Linked DNA regions of Homo sapiens: region 2 is linked to region 1. The links are chromatin contacts, found by Hi-C in ENCODE. All regions are on one chromosome and are shown on one strand. The core of a region is the stretch at or near the end of the contact, and the rest is flanking DNA. Distances in the headings are between cores, read along the strand shown. Region 1 overlaps LOC105377161 (a long non-coding RNA gene). Region 2 has its middle 76 kb from the start of RYBP.

Region 1 (4,688 bases), core at 1,208-3,707:
GGGCTGGTCAAGGTAGTCTCTTGGCCAGGCTCACTGCAGTGCTTAGTAATGCCAAGGTTCTGTTCCTTAAAAAAAAAAGGGAAATTAAGATGAGGCAGGTGGTTTCTGCCATAGGACTGCTGTTGTCCTCGTTTTACCAATGAGCAACATGAGGCTCTGAGAGTCAGGTGTCTTGCCCGAGACTGTATCAATAGTAAGATGGAGGCTGCATTTGGATGGATGTCTGCCCGACTCCAGTCTTTATTCACTATTGATAAAGTTTGCCTAAGAAGAAAGGCAGGAAGCAAAGTAGGCAGCCACATGCAAGCTCACATGTTTCCAATGCTGCTTGACGGGCACCCACTGAATGGGCCAGAGTTTTAATCCATCTGGCTTATGTGCAAAACTGACTCACAGAAGGCTTTCCAGAGGGTACTCTCACATAGATGGAGGACTCTCTTAACACGCTGGCTTGTCTCTCGTTCCCGGTAGACTGTAGGCGTTGAGTGGGCTGTCATGGGCACCGTTGTATGCCCAGTAGCCAGCACGGGGCCTCGCACGTCACAGGGACTCAATAAGTGTTTGCTGAATCCATGAAGGGAGTGAATGAGTGAGTGAACTAATGAACTTGGATATGGATGACAGTCATGAAAGCCAGCCAACTTATTTTTCTTGGATGGCATTTACCACCAGCTGACCAATTGTGTTGAAACCATCCCTGAAGAGGTAAAATTTCACCGAGAAAACCACCCATTGTCAACCACGAGTCCCAGGAGTCTCTCTCTGTGAAAAATAGCATGTGTGGCCCCCCATGAAACCTTTTTTTTTTTTCCTGGTAGATTTTCTGAATATCCTTTTTTTCTGACTGGCCTATAAAATGCATTGAGAAATTATGCTAATGCTAGTATCTCTCCAACCAAGTCCTACTGAGGATTGAATCTATTTTTCAAAGACAAAACTGAGTTTTAATTTAGTGCCCCCTTGACATTTTCCCTTTCAAGCACATGAAGGATGCTTCTGCAGAGGGAGAGGTCTTGGGAAATCTTTCACGGATGGCTACGCTTCACGCCTGGGTGGAGTAACCCTCAGCACGCCAGCTTTCAATTAGAAGTAAATAAATGGAGACAGCTTTGCGGTGTGCCCGATACTCTGAAAGATCAACCCCCGGCCTCGGGGCTGCCTTTCTCCCACTGCAGCTAAAAATGTTCATTTACATTTTTTTGGTGTTTTCTGAGCAGCTTTAATGTGCCAGGTTTAACCTTTAAGGCCCTCTCCCCTTCTTCCTTCTGCTTCTCCCCCAACCCCTGGCTTTGAGGATGCCACAAGCCTTGAAGCACTTGCAGGAAACAGCTGCACACAAGTGGATTTCCAACTGAATTCTTTAGATGGAAGTTTGGCTCTTGTAGGATCATGTAAAGGAGTCTTTCATTTCCCCTCTGTGATTGTCATTCTGTTTGGAATAAGGGCAGCTGGGGATGCCTCTCCTTTGCCCATTACATCCTAAGGCAGAGGTGGATTTGGGGGCCTTGGGTTAGGATTGGGGATAGGGGATGTCTGGGGAGGGACTCCTTGCTGTGCCATTCCTCCACATTTGGAGACCGGAGGGGAAGACCTTGGTGTCATTTTGAGATTCTTCTATTAGGGAACTATATCCATTAGTTATTGCTGCAAAGCAAATGACTCCAAAACTTGATAGCTTAAAACATCATTTACTCACCTTTAGCTCACAATTGTGTAGGTCAGCAATTTGGCCAGCCTCAGCCAGGCAGTCCTTTGGGTCTGTACTGGGCTGGTCTGGTCTCAGATGGGCATGATCAGCTGCCAGGTTGGCTTGCGACGGTCTCAGCTGAGATGACTGGGGCTGTCGCCATCCAGCAGGCCATCCTGCTCTCGCACAATGAGAGCTGGGCTGAGATGACTGAGGTTGTCACCGTCCAGCAGGCCAACCTGGGCTTGCTCACTTGGTGGTGGAAGGGTTCCAAGAGCAAGCACAGAAGAGCATGAAGTCTCTTGAGGCGTCAACTGAGAACTGGCGCCATGTCACTTTTGCTGCATTCTGTCAAAGCAAGTCACAAGGCCCACCCCAGTTCTGGGAGTAGAGAAAATAGCTCTGCCTCTTGATGGGAGAAGCTGCAATGCATTTTGGCAATTTTTGCAATCAACAACAAGGAGTGATTTTCCAGATCTGCTTCTCAAGGCCTAGGGCTTCCATGGAAAAGCCACAGGGGCCACTGTAGGTTCAAGATTAAAGTTTGGGCTATCCTCTCGCACCTTTAACCCGAGGAACTCACTTTTATCTGCAGAATATATTGGACTTCCAAGTAAGATCTCACTTGAACAAAGGTTGCCATGGTTAAAAGACATTGAATACCAATTAGTTAGAAGTAATTGTCAGGCTCTCCCTACCTGCTTCTGACCTCTGTGACTCATAGAATTGCACTTCCTGTTTTCTGATAAAAGAGAACTAGTGCCAAGAAGTAGGAAGATTCTGGCCTTGCTCATTCACTCATCAGTCTCTGTATCTCCAATCCTCATACAATCTCAGTGTTCTAGGCTGCAAAAAGAAGTGGAAGACAGTAATGCATAGAAGAGTTCAAACTAAAGCCAGGCTTTCAGGGTTCAGATCTCAACTTCCTCCGTTGCAGTGTGGTCATAGGAAGGTTACTTAACCTCTCTAAGCCACAGCTTCTGCATCTATAAAATGGGGTGAGAATATCTATTGCATGGATTAAAAAAAGATAATTTGTACAGCATAAAAATTACTCAAATCATGTTTACTATTTTTATGATGTAGTCTTCAAGTTCCCTTAACATTCTAACAGATTATATTCCCTATGAAATTATGGTGGGCAGTGCCAATTTCCAGTTGCTAGGTGTTCTGGTTTGGGATTTTTTTTAGGAAGGCATTCAGCAAAACAAGCCTCTGCTCACTGGCCTGCCACCAAATGGTAAAATTCAGCTGTTTGAGATTCATACCTTTGGCTGAGTACATTAAGGTGTTCTTATTCGTTAATACGTAGTTTGATTAGATCATTTTCTCCATGAATATTAAGCTGAACCCTAGGCAATGAGCAATGTGAACTTTGATGGAATGTTTTTCAGAGGAAGGGAAGATGATGTATGGGTGAACAGGAGAGAAGATAAGTTTGGGCTGGCCATAGCAGAGTTAGCGGGTGGGGAGCAAGGAGGTTGGTGCCTGAATGAAGGAGGGGACCCCTTACGCTTCCAGGAGAAGTGCCAAGAGGCACTTGGCATACTTTCCTGCTGTGCCTGGAGCTGAGAGTCTTCGTACCTGGTGCACAAGAAAGGAAAATGTATCCTCCAGCTTTGCCCATCATGATTCTGAAATGCTTTCAGGCACCCCAGGCTGTGCGGGAATATTTAAAGCCACCATGATTACCATTTGCCATCTGACAGGAAGCAACTCTGTGCCCCTGTATGAGAGAAGAGCAGTTATTTTCTAAGGTCCCCTGGGGCACGTTTTGGTGTCTCGGGGAGGAGAATCTGCACCCTCACCCCGCCTTCCTTTGGCAATGAGCAGGTCATCCATCAAGTTGGTCCTGCCCAACAGGATCTTCCAGATCTCTCAGCAGAGGCCTCCACTCCACTAGGTCTAGGCAAACAGGCTCCAGCTTGCTAAGGCCGCGGGCCTGATGGGAAGGGCAGGGCCAAATGGCCCCAGCCTGACTTTTCAGATGCTGCACGCAGACTGGGGTGCACTGAGGAGCAGTGCCTCATCTTGGGATGACAAGATGTGGCCAGGGGGTGTGTGCCTGGATTCCACAGGCATCAGCAAACACCTGGCTTCCTTTGGTATCAGGCAGAGGTGCATCTGGCTCTCAGCCAGCTGTCTATGTGGAAATATTCCACCCCTCTTTTAAAATTGCATTTTCATATCAAAGACAAGCTAGGGAACCAAGAGGCCCTTATTGGAGGGGAGCATTGTTTTTCAGGATTTGCCTTAGCATTTTTTTTACCTAGCAAATTCTCCTAAAATATTTTAGAGTTGTACTTTTTTGGTTTTGTTTTTTGGAATGTCTATCATTTTTATCAAACAAGTCATCTGTGGGTGCTCACTATGGAGAAATCTGAGGAAGAACAGATAAGTAAAAGTTTTGTTTACAGTGAAAAATTGCTTATAAATAATTTTTATTAAATTATCTATTTTTGTTTTTTCATCATTTTCTGTTGAGAGCATATCCTATCATTTGTTTACAGAATTCCCTGTGTTTAGGAATTTAGGGGTCTTTACAGGCTCCCTGCCCCTGCAAAAATCCCCGTGAGATGAAGCCCCAGTTGCTGGCAGTGGTAGTGGGGTGGTAACTCACTCTTCTCACTCTTTATTAACTGCCTGCTCTTGCCTGTCTCATTTCTCCACTTCCTTACTCATTTCTGTTTCACCTCCCAAATAAACCACCTGCACTGAGATCCTGGTCTCAAGGGCTGCTTCTCAGGAAACCCAAACCAATGCAGCTATCTACTGTTTTTGAGTATACAGTCACGTGCCACACAACGACTTTTCAGTCAATGATAGACTGCATATACGATGGTGGTCTCCTAAGATTATAATAGAGCTGAAAAATTTCTATCACCTAGTGACATCTTGATGGTCCTGACCCTGTGCAGGCCTAGGCTAACATGTATGTTTGTGTCTTTGTTTTTTTGTCTGTTTGGTTGGTTTTAGTTTTTTGTTTGTTTGTCTTTTTGAG
Region 2 (4,688 bases), core at 661-3,160, 110 kb after region 1:
GCCCAGGAAGAGAATAGAATATTAAAAGACTCATGGCTTATGTCATGTTTTCTTTGTCCAAGCATCTTTCGTTTTTATTTTTATTTAGTTATTTATTTTTGAGGTGGGGTCTTGCTCTGTTCCCCAGGCTGGAGTGCAGTGGTGCGATCTCATCTCACTGCAACCTCTGCCTCCTGGGTTCAAGAGATCTTCCCACCGCAGCCTCCTGAGTCGCTGGGACTGCAGGTATGTGCCATTACGCCCAACTAATTTTTTGTATTTTTTGTATTTGAGATGGGGTTTCACCATGTTGTCCAGGCTGGTCTTGAACTCCTGAGCTCAAGCAATCTGCCTGCCTCAGCCTGCCAAAATGTTGGGATTACAGGCATGAGCCACAGCACCTGGCCCAAGCCTCTTTTAAAATTGTGTATCCATACAAAGTATCATTGTCTTACATTAGAATATAGAAATTCTCAGCCGGGCGCGGTGGCTCATGCCTGTAATCCCACCACTTTGGGAGACCGAGGTTGGGTGGTGGGGAGCACCTGAGGTCAGGAGTTCAAGACCAGCCTGGCCAACACGGTGAAACCCCGTCTCTACTAGAAATATAAAAATTAGCCAGGCGTGGTGGCACACACCTGTAGTCCCAGCTACTTGGTTGGCTGAGTCAGGAGAATTGCTTGAACCTGAGAGGTGGAGGTTGCAGTGAGCCAGGCTGGGATCACGCCACTGCACTCCAGCCTGGACGACAGAGCAAGACTCCACCTCAAAAAAAAAAAAAAAAAAAAAAAGAATATAGAAATTATGATACCATGCCAGTTAAGATACACACACATACACACACACATACTATACACACATAGGGTTTTTTGTTTATGATATACACCTTATATATATGTGTATTTGATTTATGATATACAACTACACATCTTTGAAAAAAGCTGGTTTATTATACATAATTTAGGTAAAATATAGAGCTCTTAGCCAAAATTTCATGTCCAGGTTTTAGGTATACGGATTTAGGGATTGTTCCTATCGAATGTTAAATTTTTAGCAATAATAGTAACTGTGACCTACTTACCACCTATTATATACCAGGAACTGGGCTAGTTCCTTCCCATCCTTTTTTATACTTACTCTTCACAACTCTATTTCTATTTTCCTGTTTTATTGATGAAGAGGTAGAGGTTCAGAGAGATTCAGCAATTCACCCAAGGCCACATAGGTGTTCAGTGGCAGGGCCAGGTTTTGAGCTCAATCTAGAGACTGTAAGTTCACAAGGTTGGGAACACATCTATTGTGTTTACCAGCATGTTACCTGATGCCCAGAATGAACCCAACGATTGTAAGAGCTCAATAAACACTGGAATGGAGAATGAATGAACCAGTGCTTGAATGCTTGCATGCATGAATGAATGAGTGCTTACATGAATGCATGAACGAATGGCTCTAACTCCTGTGTTCCCAGCCACTGTGCTGAACCTCCTCCTCACTTACTTTGCTCCACATGCTGCCAGCATCAAGCCGCCTGTATCTGAATGACATGGGGTGATGGGATGGAGCAGTCTTTGCATCTAAAGTAGAATAAATCAGACCTCGGTGTATTTTCACTGTCTTTTATGGATCTGTGATGAGACTTGGCCGGGAGGGTGGTGGGGGGTTTGCCGGATGCTGAGTGTTTGCATATCTGTCTAATGTGGTCAGGGTGGAGAGTGTGGATAAATAGGGCAGGTCCACACTGGGTGTGTCTGCCAGCAAGTTCTCAGACATGCCTCCACTGCCCCTCTGCTTGAGAGGGAAGCAATGGCTCTGGCACCACGCTATCTGCTAACTCTCAGGGAGGGAAAGAGGAAGTGACATGGGACAGCTTCTACTGCCAGAAAGGAAAGCAGAAATTCAGTAAGAAACAGAAGTTCCCTTGCAGTGCCTCGTTTTAGTTCCTCAAACTTACACCAAAAGTTAACAGGGTGACCTACAAATCTCACGGAACTGGAAATCAGGCCCTGTTTTGTCAGGGGCTTGGATAAGTCATTTTTCTGCTTTGGGCTTCAATTTCGTTATCTGCAAAATAAACAAATGAGGCTAAACCCTGCCTTGGGACATTTAGAACTGTGGATGTGTCGGGAGGCATCTTCTTGGTGATCATAATGATTGATGAGTGATGCTTATGTGTGTTGGGGGCTGGGTGGGAAGCAGGATAATAAATGTGTTCATGTACTTAGGACCACACAATTGGAAATCGTCCCTCTTGGAATTTGAAATGATGATTAAGAACCTCTTCATTGCTAAAATACCGTGATTCTATCCTAACCATGCTGATTTGAATCACCCAAGTCACATAATGAAAAGAAACCAGACTCTACCTAAAAGAAATCAAGGGTAAGGGACATAATAGATTTTAAAATACCTCTCAGTGTGCCTTATTTCTGTGCATGTCAATACAGTTTCTTTCCCTCCCTCCCTTCTCCCGGGATTGCTCCAGGAAACGGGAGGACATCAGCGCATAGAGAGGAAACATCACAGGCAGTTGCTGTCAGACAAAAGGGGTAAGCAGAAAGCCCTTTTGGCACAGGGGAGGCACATCCCCTCCTTTACAAGGCCCAGATGGGAGTGGCTGCTAGGCCAGGGTAGCAGAAATGGCTGAGAGAGACGTCCAGGTCAACAGGCCCTTAGGACCCCAAGGGTTTCCAAGCTGGAGGAGGGTAGTGGCTGAAAGGCTAAGAGGACTGGTGAACCAGAGGTCTGGAGTTGAGCTCAGGAGCTCATCGCAGGAGGTTAAAGCAAAGGAGATGTGAGCAGGGGAACCAGACACTCCTCAGCAGGTGCCGTCAGAGGACAAGCCGACTACTTGGAAAGACCTCTCCAGGAAGGCCAGTGGATTTCCACAGATGAGCGGTTCCTTCTCCAGCACCCAAAGCTGTTTAAGCTCTTGCCTGTATCCAGAAGCTGTCTTTGTGGTGGGGACTGCTTTACTGAGATGCAACACACAGCGAAGTACACAAATGCTAAAAATACAGCTCAATGCGTGCGCACCTATGTGTACACCTACGTACCTACCACCCAAATCAGGATATAGGCCAGGCCAGCACCCTAGAAGGCTCTTTTGTGCCTTCTTCCAGTCAATACCCTCTGCCAAAGATAACCATTTTGTAACTCGATCATGATAGGTGAGTTTTTGAACTTTATAGAAGAGGAATCCTACAGTGTGTAGTCTTTGTTGTCTGATTTTGTTCACTCAACATTATACCTCTGAGATTCATCCATGCCATTGTGGGTAGCAGTTCCATTTCCCTGTGATGCTGGGGAGTATTCCGTTGTGTGATTATGCCACAGTTTATTTATCTGCTCTACTATTGATGGATATTTGGGTTGTTCACAGATGCCATCTTGAGAAATAATATGAAGGATGAAAACATCTCTTTTTTTTTTTTCTGTTGCCCAGGCTGGAGTATAGTGGTGCGATCTGGGCTCACTGCAACCTCCGCCTCTGGGGTTCAAGTGATTCTTGTGGCTCCCTAGTAGCTGGGATTACAGATGTGCACCACCATGCTAGGCTAATTTTCGTATTTTTAGCAGAGGCGGGGTTTCACCATATTGGCCAGGCTGGTCTGGAACTCCCAAATTCAAGTGATCCACCTGCCTTAGCCTTCCAAAGTGCTGGGATTACAGGGATGAGTACAGCGCCCAACCTAGAAACTTCTTAAGATGAGAGAAACAGACCCCTTAGGGAATTTGAACTGGAATTGGCCACGTGAAAATGACCATTTTAAGTCAGAAGAAGCAGAATGATGTCCAATTGTCAAGTTTACATTTTCCCCACCATTAGCAGGAATGGGGACTCCAGAGCTAAATGAGGCCAGTTAATGGAACATTTTTCTTTTAATGATATTTTTTGCACATCTGAGGTGAGGAGTGTAACTTTTGGCCTTGCTACACAGGCAATGAGCTGGTGTGACTTTCTCATAAGAAAAATGGTGCACAGAGCTGGTTTTAGGCTTATTCAGGCAATAAAACAGTTGTTGTCTTACTGGTTAAAACACCAAAAATTTGGAAGACACACATTCAAGAAGTGGTACATCAAAAACAGGATGACTTCTCGGGGGAAATATTCAGAAGATGTGGAAAATCTGAGTGAATACTTCTAATGGGGCAGCACAGCTGGGACACCGAGATCTCGGACAGAATTTGAGTAGGCAGTGCAATGATTGTCAAAGAAAACACCAGCCTCATTCAGAAAGGTGCACAATTACTCACCCACCGGGGTCGAGGTCTGTTCTAACTACTCTGACTAATTTCAACTTGTTTACCTTAAGAGAAATGGGAGGCACCAGGAGAGGTTCTCAAATAACGTTGATGACTTAAGAGATGAAAAATGAGTCCAGGGTGAAAAAGTTAATGGTGTTACAGCTGTTTTTGCCTTAAGAAAAAACTCTACTACCCTTAGAATGGGCATTTCAATCCAGGAAGAAAGTGATCATCTGCTTTCACAGTAATGGTTGCATGGATTTCTCTGAGTGCCTTTATGTACAGGATCAGACTGATATGATGAGGACATAGATGGTAGCTGTTTATCATTGCCTCTGTGTTATGCATGAGGATGTCCACAAATACTTCGGCTCTCTCTCCTTCTGGGTACACGGTAGGATTGTGCTTTCCTGCCCACTTGAAGATAGTGACTAGCCTAGAGCAGAAGCTTTCAGAGTTAATGT

The links. Hi-C counts contacts between places; a loop is a spot of excess contacts on that map. Pooled maps may share reads with other maps.
Region 2: a loop to region 1 is called in a pooled map, with 7 times the contacts of the local background. The contact joins two enhancer-like sites. A Hi-C loop is called at or near these places in 4 of 37 single-sample maps with no recorded cell type and 11 of 50 pooled maps.

What each region holds. Positions count from the first base shown.
Region 1 is chr3:72,627,165-72,631,852 of GRCh38, reverse strand. The region is part of intron 8 of LOC105377161 (a long non-coding RNA gene); the gene reads left to right. Among named protein-coding and RNA genes, the nearest start is that of RYBP, 180 kb to the right of the region's middle. Within about 2 kb of position 2,457, at least 4 of the 41 ENCODE cell types and tissues checked have a DNase peak (open chromatin) inside an H3K27ac peak, as active enhancers do.
Region 2 is chr3:72,520,718-72,525,405 of GRCh38, reverse strand. No RefSeq gene overlaps it. Among named protein-coding and RNA genes, the nearest start is that of RYBP, 76 kb to the right of the region's middle. Within about 2 kb of position 1,910, at least 9 of the 41 ENCODE cell types and tissues checked have a DNase peak (open chromatin) inside an H3K27ac peak, as active enhancers do.